2 separate regions of the Mus musculus genome follow, and region 1 is linked to region 2. Evidence: chromatin contacts called from ENCODE Hi-C or POLR2A ChIA-PET data. All regions are on one chromosome and are shown on one strand. The core of a region is the stretch at or near the end of the contact, and the rest is flanking DNA. Distances in the headings are between cores, read along the strand shown. Region 1 has its middle 38 kb from the start of Gm40948. Region 2 holds the start of Gadd45g (growth arrest and DNA-damage-inducible 45 gamma).

Region 1 (6,382 bases), core at 1,654-4,153, 200 kb before region 2:
CTGAATGTTCACACATTCCTTCTACCTCTGCCAAATGACCCTTCACCCTTTCTGCCTCCCTGAAACCGCAGTCCCCACCTACTCCCTGGTCTTAATTCCTTGTCCCAACCAGCCAAGCTCCACTGCTCTCCTTACACCAGTCTGGCTTCACTATACTCTGAGCCCTTTTTGCCTGGAGTGAACCTCCAGACCCCCACCAGCTCCTTGAACAGCCACCATCTCTCTAGCTCCCCTCCTCATCCCATGAGTACCCTCCACCCCCAGCCTACCCTCCTAGCCTCACCTGACAAGCATCCTCCAATCATCCTCATCCGGCCCCTCCCCCCAGCCCCCATCCTCGCCATCCTTGCTGCTCACCATCCGCCTATGACCTAGACTCACTTGTTTCTTTCACACTTAAAAGCTCTAACTGGGTCATTCCCTTCACTCTAACACATTCTCCTTGCTTTTGAAAACAATGGCTTGTAGCGAGAAATCTCTTATAAGCAGCACCTGTCAATAAAAACGCCTACAGCTAATGAGCTGAGACAGGACATAGGAGGCGGGACACTGGCGGGAAGAGAGGATTCTGGGAAATAGGAGAGCTATAAAGGAAAGATTTGGGGTAAAAAAAAAACCGCACGAAGGAAGAAGCGGGTGTGGGCTGAAGGAGAGGTAACTAACCAGGTGGAGGACACGGAGTGGTTAGGGTTAAATAAGCTCATGACCTAGGCATATACTAATAAACAGTCAGTCTCAGAGTCGTCCTTCCAGGAGCAGGGACTGGGAAGGAAAAAACTTTTTATTTAGCAGTGGCTGCTTGAGCAACCTCACCAATGTTTCCTAGCAACCTTGTTTACCTCCTCTAGACCACAAGAAGCACATATTCTGCAGCCTGCTTCACTGCACTGGGCACATCCTGCAGGCTTTTCCTAAGGCTCTTTTACCCTATTTGTATGTTTGCTGTTCTCGCGTATTGTCTTCTGTTTATTTCACTGGGTTATTGTCTCCCTCTCCCTGGATCCCTCTCGGGGCCTCAGAAATCCACTGAGGCTCTCTGCCTCTCCTTGCTTGCTATCTAAGCAGGGGACTGGGGGAAGTAGAGATTGGTCCCTGACCACCTGAGGATGGAGGTCCCCATAGTCAGTGCCGCTTGGCTCACCTCTTCTAGGGGTTCTAAGCTGGCCCTGTGTGATAGACCTTGGTGGACGTGAACACAGGAGCCATACTCCAAGGTGTGTCAGGCAGCTTCTCTTGTCCAGGCGCTGCTAATATGGTGACCAGTGAAAGTCACCAAGTCACATGCAGAGCCCAGGGTTTCAGTGCACACACAAGTCATTCCAACACGGCACTTAGACAATGCTTTTTTTCCCTTTTCCACACATGAAGACAAGCCACAAAGGGCCCAAAACCATGATGACCTCGGGAAGGGCAGGTGAGGGAAGAGGACCGGTCCCCAGGAGAACAGCATCCACATCCTCCGAGGACTCTGAGACTTCCTCAACATCTTATTAGATCTGCCTGAGGCCAAGTTGAAAGCTGGGGCCCATCTTCTTATGTCTTTAGCCAGAGTCATTGTGACGGTTTAGACATGGTCTGGACATGGTCACGCTGGTGCTGGAGTCTCAGAGAAATGTGAAGAGATGCCCCAGCTCCTGATGAATTGCCACAGCCATGCTGTGTATTCTCTGGATTAGAAAGCCCCCACCCCACCACCCACCAGTGAGGCTCCTTTTCAAATAATTAGCTTTCCCCTCAAGGGCCTGCACCTGTGTTAACGTATCAGACACACCTCCCAAACCCCCACCTCCTACCGCAGCCATCCCCAGAGCCACCATGCCATGGGAACAGACCAGCATTCCTAAGTCACAACACACAGCTGCAGCATCCTGAAGAAGCACCAGACCCTCCATGAAGGAGGCCGCTGCAGCCCCCAGACATGTGGTGTTTTGCTGTTGTGTCTCTCAAACAAGCTGATGCTGTCGAATCTTTGCCAAAACAACTCTGTGTCCCTCACTAGCCGCCGAGGCTTCTGGAGACGGCGCACCACCACATGACATCCGTAGCGGCTCCCTCCACTTTCCACAGATGATGTTACTATCCCTTTAAACACACACACACACACACACACACATACACACATTAAATTGCTTTCCCAGGAGTTGTTGACTGTTTTCCCCACACATCCAAAAGAATGAACAGGATGCTTTGCCGGGCTGGAGGGAGGTCTGAGAAGAAACGGGAACAGCCTCACGGGACAGAGTGTCTGAGCTAGCAGGGTTGATGAAAGCAAGCATTTGGGAGCTCAAAATTGCTGTTATCTCCTCCCTGTGAATAACAGGGAGAAGGTTATAATACTGGTATATTTCTGCATTTTAACGATAAAGTTGGACCATGTCACTCCTTGAAGAAGGTTCCCAGGAAAACATAGCATTACTCAGCAACACTGCCTTAGACAGACATTCCCACCACTCCCCTTCACATCCCCCCCACCCCCACCCCACCCGCCCGCCCTGCTTCAAGTCCACTCCGGGAAGTGCTAGAAGGGAAAACATTTCCACGGAACAGCTCTGCCTGGCAGGACAAGAACCACAGATCCTGGACAGTGAGAGACGAAGAAAACAGCGTTAATTCTCTTCAATTCTGTTTAAATATTTGGTGATAAGAAATACTCCTGCAAGACCTTAACTGTTACTCCGTGGAGGAAGGGCTGCCTCTCCAGAGCTGCTGGGAATCTGTAGGGGGCTGTGCTGCCAAAGCTTTCCTTATCAGCATTCATTCTGCAGCCCAGCCTCTAAGCTGGCAGAGAGGCTCATGGTCCAGTACCAGTAGCCCACAATGGGGTGGCCACACATGCTGACAGGACAAGCAGCTTCCCAGTGTCCCTCAGGTGCTGGCAGACTCTTTCTGGCTTTCTCTTGCACCTCCTTTCACATTGTATTCGGCACGCTGGCACCTCTGAAAAATGACCTTGCTAGTATCCCTGCCTGGTGTGTTTCCCTGTTGCTGGGAGACTCTTTCTCCATAACCCCCAGGGCAGACTCCACCATGTGGTACCAGTGCCATGTGCAGCACAGGTCAGCACTGCTCTTGAATCCCAGCCTCCCTTCTTTATAACAAATACCTGGTTCAGGTATTATGTTACAGTTTCAGAAAACAGACAGAAGCAGGGAGGGGACGTGTGAGTGCTGAGGTGGGCCGCCCATAGGCCAGACTGTAACTGTCCCCATCCCCAGAGAGGCAGGGCACTCCCTCAGCAACTGAACAAGTCACAGGAGCCCCAGGAGCATGATAGGTGAGACTCCTAGAGTCATCCATCTTGTTCTTCTGAGACAAGGTTTCTCACTGGCCTGGGGCTCACCAATTCAGCTACATAGGGATCTGTCTGTCTCTGCCTGCCAGGGACTGGGATTATAAACAAGTGCCACCATGCCCAGCTCTCATGCTCACGTGCCAAGCCCGCCACTGACTGAACCATCTGCCTAAACCCCATAAGCTTATTTTCTAACGAGAACTTACCAAGTGCTGCCCAGGAATCCAGGCAGGAGGGAAATAGAGGTTGTGTATTGTAGGGGCTCCTGATTCAGTGCACTGGGGGTCCTGCTGCCTGTCTACAAGGGTATATGTCCTATTCAAGGACATTTGTGGGCATGGCTTTGAAGCCTGTGGTAGCTGATACCCGCACCCATCTTTCTCTCCACCCCCCACGCCCCCCCCCCCGGAATCTTCTTCCTCTTGGGGGAAATCACAGTTTGTCCATGCAGCTCACTGAGCAGAAAGGACTATGGGATCTCAAAACCAACCTACCACAGGTCAACAGTGGAACTGACATATTTGCCTCTACCTTTGACTTCAGAGCCTAGTCATTGCTCCAAGGCACAGTCACCCTTTCCAGAATTCCAGGATTAGTGAGTAGTCACTAATGGTTACTAGGTCAGAGAATAACTCACCTTGTCTTGCAAATCCTTAGTGTACACACACCCATATAACCAGCTTGCTACCAGCCCCAGACAGCTCCATACAAACAGACACAGGTGACCTCAGGTGACATGTGTCCAGATAGCATCTGCAACCTCTGAAAGTTGCATAGCTTTGACTATTGGGTGACCCCGACTTAGAAGAAACCCTGTGCATTATTATTAGAATGGAAGAGATGATGTGGTACACCGTACCCCCCCCTCCCCAAATAGAACATGGACACAAGAAGGCTGATGCACTGTTTAGAGCTGAGAACTCTTCCGTCCTCTTGTTGGCTACACACTGACCAATTGTAGGTCTTTGTGTTAACAATCATTTACTGCAAAAAAAAAAAAAAAGTTTCTTTGAGGGGGGGGTGAGAGATTCACTAATCTATGGGACAGATAAATACTTTGGGGTTAATAAACACTATGTCCACTTAGAAGAATAATAGTTAAAGATTTTCCCCAAGGGCCTATGACCCAGACAGCCATGGGTTTCTTGGCCCTGTTAATCATATCAGACATAACTTTTTTTTTCTGTGGAGTGGTTCTTAAATCCAACCATTAAAAATAATTGGTTACTCCCATAATCTTCACGCCCCTCTTAGGTGTAAAATGATTTTAAAAATTCATGCAGAACCCAGGTATTTTCTTTATAAGCCATAGCCTAGATTGGGCAGGTTTGGAGCTATTCTAACTTATTTACCAGCCATAATGTCCCTTGTCACTTGCTGTTTTTCCTGGCCATGTGCTCAGGGTCCATCTCCTCTCATGGCCTCCTCTAGTCCCCCTGTCCTTTCTTCTTCTCTCCCATCTCTACCTGCAGCCAACCACGTCACTGAAAACCCCACTTACCTCTATCTATTGCCCGATCACAGGCTTTATTTATCCTTTTGTTGACCAATTAACTCCAGGAGCGAGGTTACATTGTATCATTTGATCACTTGATGGACATGAGGATCTGCTTGTCCTGGGTCAACCAGATCTTGGGAGTCAGTATTTAGCATTTGTATATAAGCAGCACCAAGCCATCCACCTATAGCTGCTTTAGCAATAGTGGAATGTCTAACTAGGTCAGTTATTCCTGTGGATCCCAGGCTTCACAGCTGGATAAAGGAGGTGATTTCTTTTCTCAACCAGTCGCATGCACATCGCCTTCAAGCGCTCTGAAAGATGGCAGTTGGGGTAAAACTTCCAGGTTGTTACCAGCTTGATTTTCCCATAGCCTATGACTCATTATGTAGTCCTGACACTAAGTAGACTCAATAGGTTTAAAAAAAAGAAAGAAAGAAAGAAAAGAAAAGTCACAGCAAGGCCTGGAGAGGTGACTCGATAGTTAAGAACACACGCTGCCCTTCCAGGGGATCCCGGTTCCGTTCCCAGCACCCACATGGTGACTCACAACTCCCTGTAGCTCCAGTTCCATATGATTCAACACCACAGGCACCACATGCATGTGGTTCTTATATAGACGAGCACACAAAACACTCATACACACAAAGTAAAAATTATTCAATTTTTAAAAGAGAGAGCACGTGAAGTTGTAATTGTGGGAGCTAGAACGGGAGGGGGGATTAGAGGGAGAATGGGAGGTGAGTTTGATCATTTGCTTTTTTTTTTTTTTTATGGTTTTTTGAAACAGGGTTTCTCTATTTAGCTCTGGCTGTCCTGGAACTCACTCGGTAGACCAGGCTAGCCTCGAACTCAGAAATCCACCTGCCTCTGCCTCCCGAGTGCTGGGATTAAAGGCGTGCACCACCACACCGGGTTTACTTTTTAAAAAAATATTAAAATTAAATGACTTTTTAAAAGAAGACTGATATGATAGAAGGGGACAGACAGGGGGCTCAAATGCTTTCCCGAACTGGAGACCCAGCATCCCTGGTGCCACAGGCTTTCAGTCCCCGAATGGCTCAGGCCACAGTAGGGAAAAGGCTGGACTATGCCCCACAGGTGAAGTCAAACCATCTGACCCTTGAGAGGCAGTCAGGGCAACAGAGGGAGGCCCCTGCTCAGCTGCAGCAGGAATTCCAGAGGGCCCAGGTGTAAAGAGTAGGGGTAGGTACCTGGGAAGGCCTGACCTCATGGTAGGGGGAGGGGAAGGAGAAGATGGGGGTGCGACACCTCTAAGATCTATATAATAGTGGCTGATAAGATCTAAAACCCCTGGCAGAGGGGTAGAAGGATCCCAGCACAAGATGGGGAGGGACTCCTCTACTTCCAAAGATTTGGAGGGGCATAAAATAAGAAGATGTGACATCTCAAAACGTGGCTCTAAAGTAGGAACTGAGCCTAACTGTTTAATCTCATTAGCAATGAGATGTCAGAAGAAACCACACACGTGTGGGAAGGGAAGACACGGCTTCCGTGTTCAAAGTCTTGGGAAGAAGTGTGGGGTGGGATCATTGCCTAGCGATCTGTGTCCACCTGTGCCTGCTGACAGG
Region 2 (6,977 bases), core at 2,069-4,568:
GGCCACAACCATCCCTTCCCAGCCTCTAGACGTCAAACCCTGGATTCCTACTCCCCACCCCCACGCCCTCCTCATAATTCTTGTCTCCTAAAACTCTAACAGGTGGCCGCAGAAGTAAGGACCAATCAGAGAAAGCCGAGTTTCCTACCGACTGCCAAGTCAAGGGTGCCTACAAGGGTCTGCCAGCCTGCAGTGTTCTCCTGAACACTATGGCAAGAGGTCATTTTTATCAGCATGCTGGTCTACTTCCCCACTGAAAGGCTCCTCCACCTAAAAAATTTAACGCCCAAGCGAAACAGCGCTGCTCTTTGGGCACCACCGTGGCTGCATTCTTTCAGCAGAGTCGGTGTGGAGCAGAAAGGGCACCCTTTCCTTACAGGAAGCGTCCACGCGCTCCTGCACTTTTCCTGTTGCCCTGCACAGGCTTCCAGAATGTGCTGTGGCGTTTTTGTTTTGTTTTTTTTTTTTTTTAAGTGGCATTCAACCGGCAAACCAGCCTCCCTAAGCGTTGCTGGTAAATCAGCCCAATGGCCTTCTTAGAAAAACAGCACCCCACCCCGCCCTTCCCCGAAGGCTCCAGCTCTGCCCGGCAGCAGAGCTGACAGCAAGAAAGCCCCACGTGGGCTTCCCCCCCCCCCCCCCCCCATCCGTCAGCACGGCCTGGAATGCGCAGTGAAAGCCAGAAGCACTAAGCTACAGAAAAAGTCCTCTCACTGGGACGTTTCCCCCACCCCCCAGATCCTTCTCAAAAGATAATCTTGGCTCTGGTGAGTTTGTCCTCCGACTTTAAAAGGAATTGTGGAGAGCAGCAGCCCTCACTGATGTGGTGGGCAGAAGCCCTGAGAATAGGAACTAGCAGATGCCCACCCCACTCAGACTGGCTCACTCCTATTTATAATAGACGGTGCCTTCCAACTTCTGCTAAGATACTGTAACTTCCATCACGGCTGTGACAAAATGATGATTCATACTGAGAACGCAACTCGCTGGTGTCATATTTGATATTAATACTTTAGTAGCGTAGCTTTGTCAGAGCAATTAAAAGGAGAAAGTTCCTGAAAGCTAGAGCAACCCGCCCCCATCCCCAGCCACCGCACCAAGGGCAGAGCTGCAGAGGCAAGCTCATTGTATTGGAAGGCACAGGGCCTCCCGCAAGCTGTTCAGATAAGCAGCTGTCGAGGCAAAGGTGGGGGGAGGGGGCGGAGCGGGGGAGGGGAGGTACTGGAGGCAGAAGTCACTGTTATCGAATTGGATTGCAAGCCTGGAGCTCCTGCACCCGGATGCCTTATCAAGTATGCTCCTGTCTTGCAAGTTTGAAATCTTCCTGAAAGGCTCAAACAGTACTCTGGCCCAAGTTCTCCCGTTTACTACTCGCCTGCACCCCCTCCCCCACCGCCAGCCCCAGGAGGCTGCAGTTTCTTGCCCCAACAGAAAGGTGGTCCCAGGTGCCGTGAAACATCCTTTACCGCCGCCCCCTCCCCATTAGAATCCCCTACCCTCAATAAAAAGGCATTAAGTTTGTTTCAATAAGTTTATTGTGATATTCAAAGCTTCCACGATAGCGTCCTTTAGAAAATGAAAGCATTGCCCGGGATCCGTTTTTTGAAAGAGCAGTGCAGTCGGCTAAGTCCAGCTCGCTCCTGCAGTGGCCGCTCCTGCCGCTGTACCAAGTCCAGGCGGTCGCCTGCCTTTCTTTCCCCTCCTTTCACTGGAAGGCTGCTTGCTGAGTCACACCTGCCTCGCTGGTCGGTTCTTCCCGGCCCTGGGGCCAACGTCCTCGCCTAGGCCTTCCTGTGCTAGCAGCCTCTCCGGACACTGGCAGAGTCCTGGGCTCGGAACAAGGTGTCCCCGCTGCCGCCAGACCCCCTTCTTGGGAGGCCGCGCTCCTCGCTCTCCAGGCAACATCGCCTGCCAGTCTCCACGCGCACTCGAGCGCCCTCGGAGGGCCACTCCAGAGCCAGCAGCGCGCTAGAGTGTCACCAAGTCGATCAGACCAAGGTCCCTGCCAGGCTGTCACTCGGGAAGGGTGATGCTGGGCACCCAGTCGTTGAAGCTGCGGCTCTCCTCGCAGAACAAACTGAGCTTCTCCAAGGCAGGGTCCTTCCATGTGTCCTCATTAGGATTCTGAATTTAAAAAAAAAAAAAATACATGGGTCAGCCATGCTTGTCGTTGGCCAGGATGGTTTGGGGGACTGGCGTAGGGAAACAGTGGGGGACACTCACCGAAATGAGGATGCAATGCAGGTCTCCCGGCGCGCCCCCCTCTTCGTCGGCGCCCACGATCGCCGCCAGCCTCTGCACGTCTCCCACGCGCACGATATCAATGTCGTTCTCACAGCAGAACGCCTGAATCAACGTGAAATGGATCTGCAGCGCTATGTCGCCCTCATCTTCTTCATCGGCAGCCAGCACGCAAAAGGTCACATTGTCAGGGTCCCTGCAGAGCAGATGGGAAGGACAAGGTCAGAGTCGATGCCACCCCCAGGTCTCCGCGCCGCGCCAACCCCAATCCCTGCACGCGGGGCCTTTCTACACTCACACATTCAGGACTTTGGCGGACTCGTAGACGCCAGCGGTCAGACAGCCCTGGCGCTGCGCCGACAGCAGAAGTTCGTGCAGTGCTTTCCCGGCGCCCTGCATCCTGTGAAAGAACAAGCGCCGTGAGTGGGGACCAGCACGGGGACGCGACGGAGAGATCCCTGCCCTGACCTCCAAGTCCCAGCTGGCCCCTTAGCCTAGACCTGCCTGGCGCCAGCATTCCTGCCTCCCAACTCCAACCTGGCGCCCACACACCAGGATCCCCAGTCCCGACCTGGCGCCCACACACCCGGATCCCCAGTCCCGACCTGACGCCCACACCTCTGGCACCCTAGTCATGATCTGGCGCCCTCATTCCCCATCACCCAGTCTCGACCTGGCGCCTGCACTCCCAGTTCCCTACTTCTGATCTGGCGCCCGTATATCAGGCTCCCCAACTACGATCAGGTGCTGGCACCCCAAACTCTAGCTCTAGACACGAATCGAATGCAGTAATTCTGGTCCCGCGCCTCGGCACCTCACAGCCAGACAGTGCACGGCTCCCACCCTGCAAACTTCTATCCTAGAGGACCCTGTAAGACCACTACCAGACAAGGCCAACTCTCGGCACCCCAAAACCCACCTGGCTGTGCTTTCCGGAACTGTATCCTGGCCACGGACTTCTTCCAGAGTCATTGTGCGATCCACGAACAGCAAGTTATCCAAAAGAGTGCGGAGGGAACCCGAGCGCAGGTAAAGATTCCCAGAGTCCGATGCGCGCCCACCACCAGCGAGTGCGCCAGGCTGGGCCGGGAGAGCCCTTTTATAGACAGGCTCGGCGCGCCGCCGCCAGCTGGCGGGAGGCTGCACTCCCATTGGCCAGCGCCCGCTTTCTGATGCAAATGAGGCGGCAGGCCTGCGGCTCGTGCCAGAAGGCCACGTGGGGAGGGGTGCGGGGGATGACACAGCCTCAAATCTGCCGCTTTTGTCAGGGTGTTACCAGGCAGACTGGAGCCTGCAGATTTCATCTCGCCTTTCTTTTTTTGTAAGTCCTTAAAAGGAAAAAGTTTAAAAAAAAAGTACGTTGTTTGCTGATACGATACTGGAATTTGTAGAATGCACACTTGGAGAATGTAAAAGCCCCCTCTTTTTTTTTTTTTTTTTGCTCTTTTTTTTTTTTTTTTTTTTGCGACCTTTCTAATTTTTCCTCAATTTTCAGTTTGAAGTTTATAGGGTTGTTACATCGAAACCGAAACTTAAAGTCAAAGGTTTGCAACTGCAGCTGACATTAGGCCTAGGCTGCCACTAGGGACTCAGGACTCTGCGCCTTTCGGGGTCGCGGCTGCAAGGTCTAAGCCCTCCCATCCCCCACCCCTACCCCTAGCAGATCGCTGTGGGACGCGGGCAGCAGGGACCAGCAGATTGCTGCCGGCACACGCGGCTCGTTTGCATTTCTATACGGGGCACACAAAAGAGGAGGTCTGGCGTGTGGCAGTTCGCGGTGGGGACAATCGACGCTTTCTCTTTCATAGCAACACTGTCCACCTGCCGCCGGTGGGGTGGGCCGAGCCCCGTCGGGAGCCGGGGTCGCGGGGTTGCCCGGCGCGTGGGGGTCGGAGCAGCGTGCCGCTCCCCCGCCACTGGGTGCGCACCTCTTAGGCTTATTCTGACTGCTGGGATTCTGATGCACGCGTGCTAAGCTCGAGAGTGAGCTGTACACCAAGGCTACTGTGCCCCAAACCCCAGAGGTTCCGGGGTTCAGACTCCGGGAACTCGGCTGTTCCACATTGTTTTTCCCAGGGCGCCGCCTACCGGCCGACCTAGAAAAATCCAGATCCTCTCATCCACCCACCAAATATTGCCTCGCGTTGACCTCTCAGGGGGGTTTGAGCTGGGACACCCCAAGCACCGAGAACCCTGTGCTATTATGCGCATCATTTAGAATCAGGGTAACGCCTGCACCGGGCGCCCGGGCCTGGAGACCGAAAGGAGCCTGCCACCCAGGACCAAGAATCCGTTTGTCTTATGAGAATTTGAAATATTTCAACTACTTAAAAATGTTTCTTCAAGAGGTTCTTTTCTGATAACGTAATAAAATTAGAAGTGATCTTGAGAGCTTTCTGAACTTATCGTTTGTCCCGTGGGACCTGCACATCAGGCTTCCAGACTGCTCGCCCGCAGAACACGACACTGTGGGCGTCTGCGTCTCTCTGTGCTAACACAGAAAAGTGTGCTAGGGGACTTCTGGAGATTCTTGAGTGAAGCCTGGGAGACTGGATAGGGCAAAGGGCGTTCATGAAGCTTGCCAGACTGAGGCAAAACTCACACACACCCACACACCCACCCACACACACACACACACACAGACACACACACACACAGACACAGAGAGAGAGAGAGAGAGAGAGAGAGAGAGAGAGAGAAGAGAGAGAGAGAGAGAGAGAGAGAGAGAGAGAGAGAGAGAGAGTGGATTTTCTCCTTTCTACTGGAGCGTTCTCCAGGTGGGTGGTGAATATAGATCATTCAGTGTTAATTTTTGAACTCCTTAAAGGACGTTTTTGCTGCAAGGGGAAGCTGCTTGTTTGCCAACGCCAAAGGCTAGGCGAGGGGCCGGCGTTTTGCGCCTCCCAGAGGCTGCATTGAGAACTGCAGGTGTCGGCCCTGTGGTTCCTCTGCAAGGTCTCTCAGATTCTTAACACCCCTTCCTACTAAAATACGTTTTAAGTGATGGAAACAGGGTTTCTCATCCTGGCTGTCCTGGAACTCACTCTGTAGACCAGGCTGGCCTCGAACTCAAAAATTCACCTGCCTCTGCCTCTGCCTCTGCCTCTGCCTCTGCCTCTGCCTCTGCCTCTGCCTCTGCCTCTGCCTCTGCCTCTGCCTCTGCCTCTGCCTCTGCCTCTGCCTCTGCCTCTGCCTCCCAAGTGCTGGGATAAAAGTCGTGTGCCACCACTGCCCGGCCAGTTTTATTACTTCTTAATTCCCATTGGTTTCAGATCCCAAGGAAACGTCGGAAATAATAATCCATTTGATGTCTTGGCGCACACCCGCTACTTCCACTTATAGCTAGAAAAGTGCTCACTTACCAAGTTGCAGGAAATGACACCCCCCCGCGCACCCCATCCTCCGGCCTGTCCCCCACAGGAAGGTCTGTACAGGTTAGCGCAGGCTTAAGTACTAGCATTTCCAGACCTCGCCCTCAGCCAGTCTGGGTCAGAAGGGATGATTGACAGACCCCGAAGCTAGTCTACTCTGCTGGCATTTTCAAAGTATTCCATTACAGGAAACCCTCCTCTCTGCCTTAAGCTTAGGGCCTCACACAACTTTACCTAGCTAAGTCCTAGTGGTCCCAAAGTCCCCATCTCAATTAGGAAAGAAAGGTTAGGGCCGGGCCCAACGTCACAGGCAGTATTGCTAAACCCCATATTATCCGGTGGCTACACTCTTACTACATCCCTAAACCTTAATAATACAGGGGACAGTGAGTCTACTAAAGCGGAAGTTTCACATATACTTCACTTTTGAAACCCTTTAGAGGTGGGGATATAGCTCGGTAGGTAGAACGGATGCATACAGAGTGTGCATCAAGACCGGCTTTATAAACCATGCATAGTAAGTAGTGCACACTTGGAATCCAAGGATATCCTTGAACTCAACACTAGCACTAGCTGGGTATACCTTGGGCCCTACCTCAAAATCGAATTAAAAGAAATGCATAAAACCTAGAATCCCAGCTACTTGGAAGGCTGAGCAAGGAGGACTCTTATGTCTAAAGGCTAGCCTGGGCCAACCGGAGAGACAGTCCCCAATCCCAGCAAATTCTCTCGGTGAACTTCTCCATGACTTTGTCTGCTAGGAGGGGGTCCTGAGGAAAGCTTGCATCATTTGAAGGAAGATGGAGTCGGTCCCCAGGGCAATAATCTCTGTGAAGCATTCCCTCCACCCTGCATTTGGAGTGTGCACAGAGAATGATCTTAAACAGCAGGCATATGCCTCGAGCCCCCTAAGCCAGCCCCTGGGACAGCTAGACCAAGGCTGCAAGACCAAAGCAGGCTGAGGAGCCCAGCCCCATGCAGGTGGAGTTCCCTGGGCTGTCTTAGGAAAAGCCAAATTCATTGACACTTTTTCAATGAAAAAAAGGAAAATGTGGACTCTTGCCTTCTCTTGGTTAGTTAGCCTTATCAATGCTTTTCAAGACAAGGCAAGTCTTTGGATGTTTCCAGAAGAACGTCCCTTCCCCCGCCCCAGACCTGCTAATGATGGGTCTGTGGCCCATGATGACGGTGAATTTTGTTAAAGAAGAAATAAAAATCTTTATGCAAGACCTAAACCTCAGCAGAGGCAGCGTGCCGGCATTTAAAGGCTCCACCAGCCCTTTCCACCCCTGCCCTGTCCTCAGAGCCTTGCCGGGGTGAAATACTGATCTACAGGGGGGGCATTTCACTGGACAGCCGAGACAG

What was found. A loop is a pair of places that touch in the nucleus more often than their neighbours do. ChIA-PET counts read pairs that join two places held with the same protein, here RNA polymerase II (POLR2A).
Region 1: a loop to region 2 is called in a map of heart, with 6 times the contacts of the local background. The contact joins the enhancer-like site here to the promoter of Gadd45g in region 2. A Hi-C loop is called at or near these places in 8 of 37 maps with a recorded cell type or tissue (heart and left cerebral cortex). POLR2A ChIA-PET finds 5 or more read pairs at or near these places in 2 of 5 experiments (Patski and embryonic stem cell).

Annotation. Positions count from the first base shown.
Region 1 is chr13:52,042,588-52,048,969 of GRCm38, reverse strand. No RefSeq gene overlaps it. Among named protein-coding and RNA genes, the nearest start is that of Gm40948, 38 kb to the left of the region's middle. Within about 2 kb of position 2,903, at least 2 of the 3 ENCODE cell types and tissues checked have a DNase peak (open chromatin) inside an H3K27ac peak, as active enhancers do; they include heart, where a contact is called at or near this core.
Region 2 is chr13:51,843,016-51,849,992 of GRCm38, reverse strand. It overlaps Gadd45g (growth arrest and DNA-damage-inducible 45 gamma), which reads right to left and starts at 3,318. Exons shown (of 4, transcript NM_011817.2): 1 at 3,161-3,318; 2 at 2,540-2,641; 3 at 2,224-2,437; 4 at 1,518-2,124. The coding sequence starts at 3,213. The coding sequence ends at 2,014.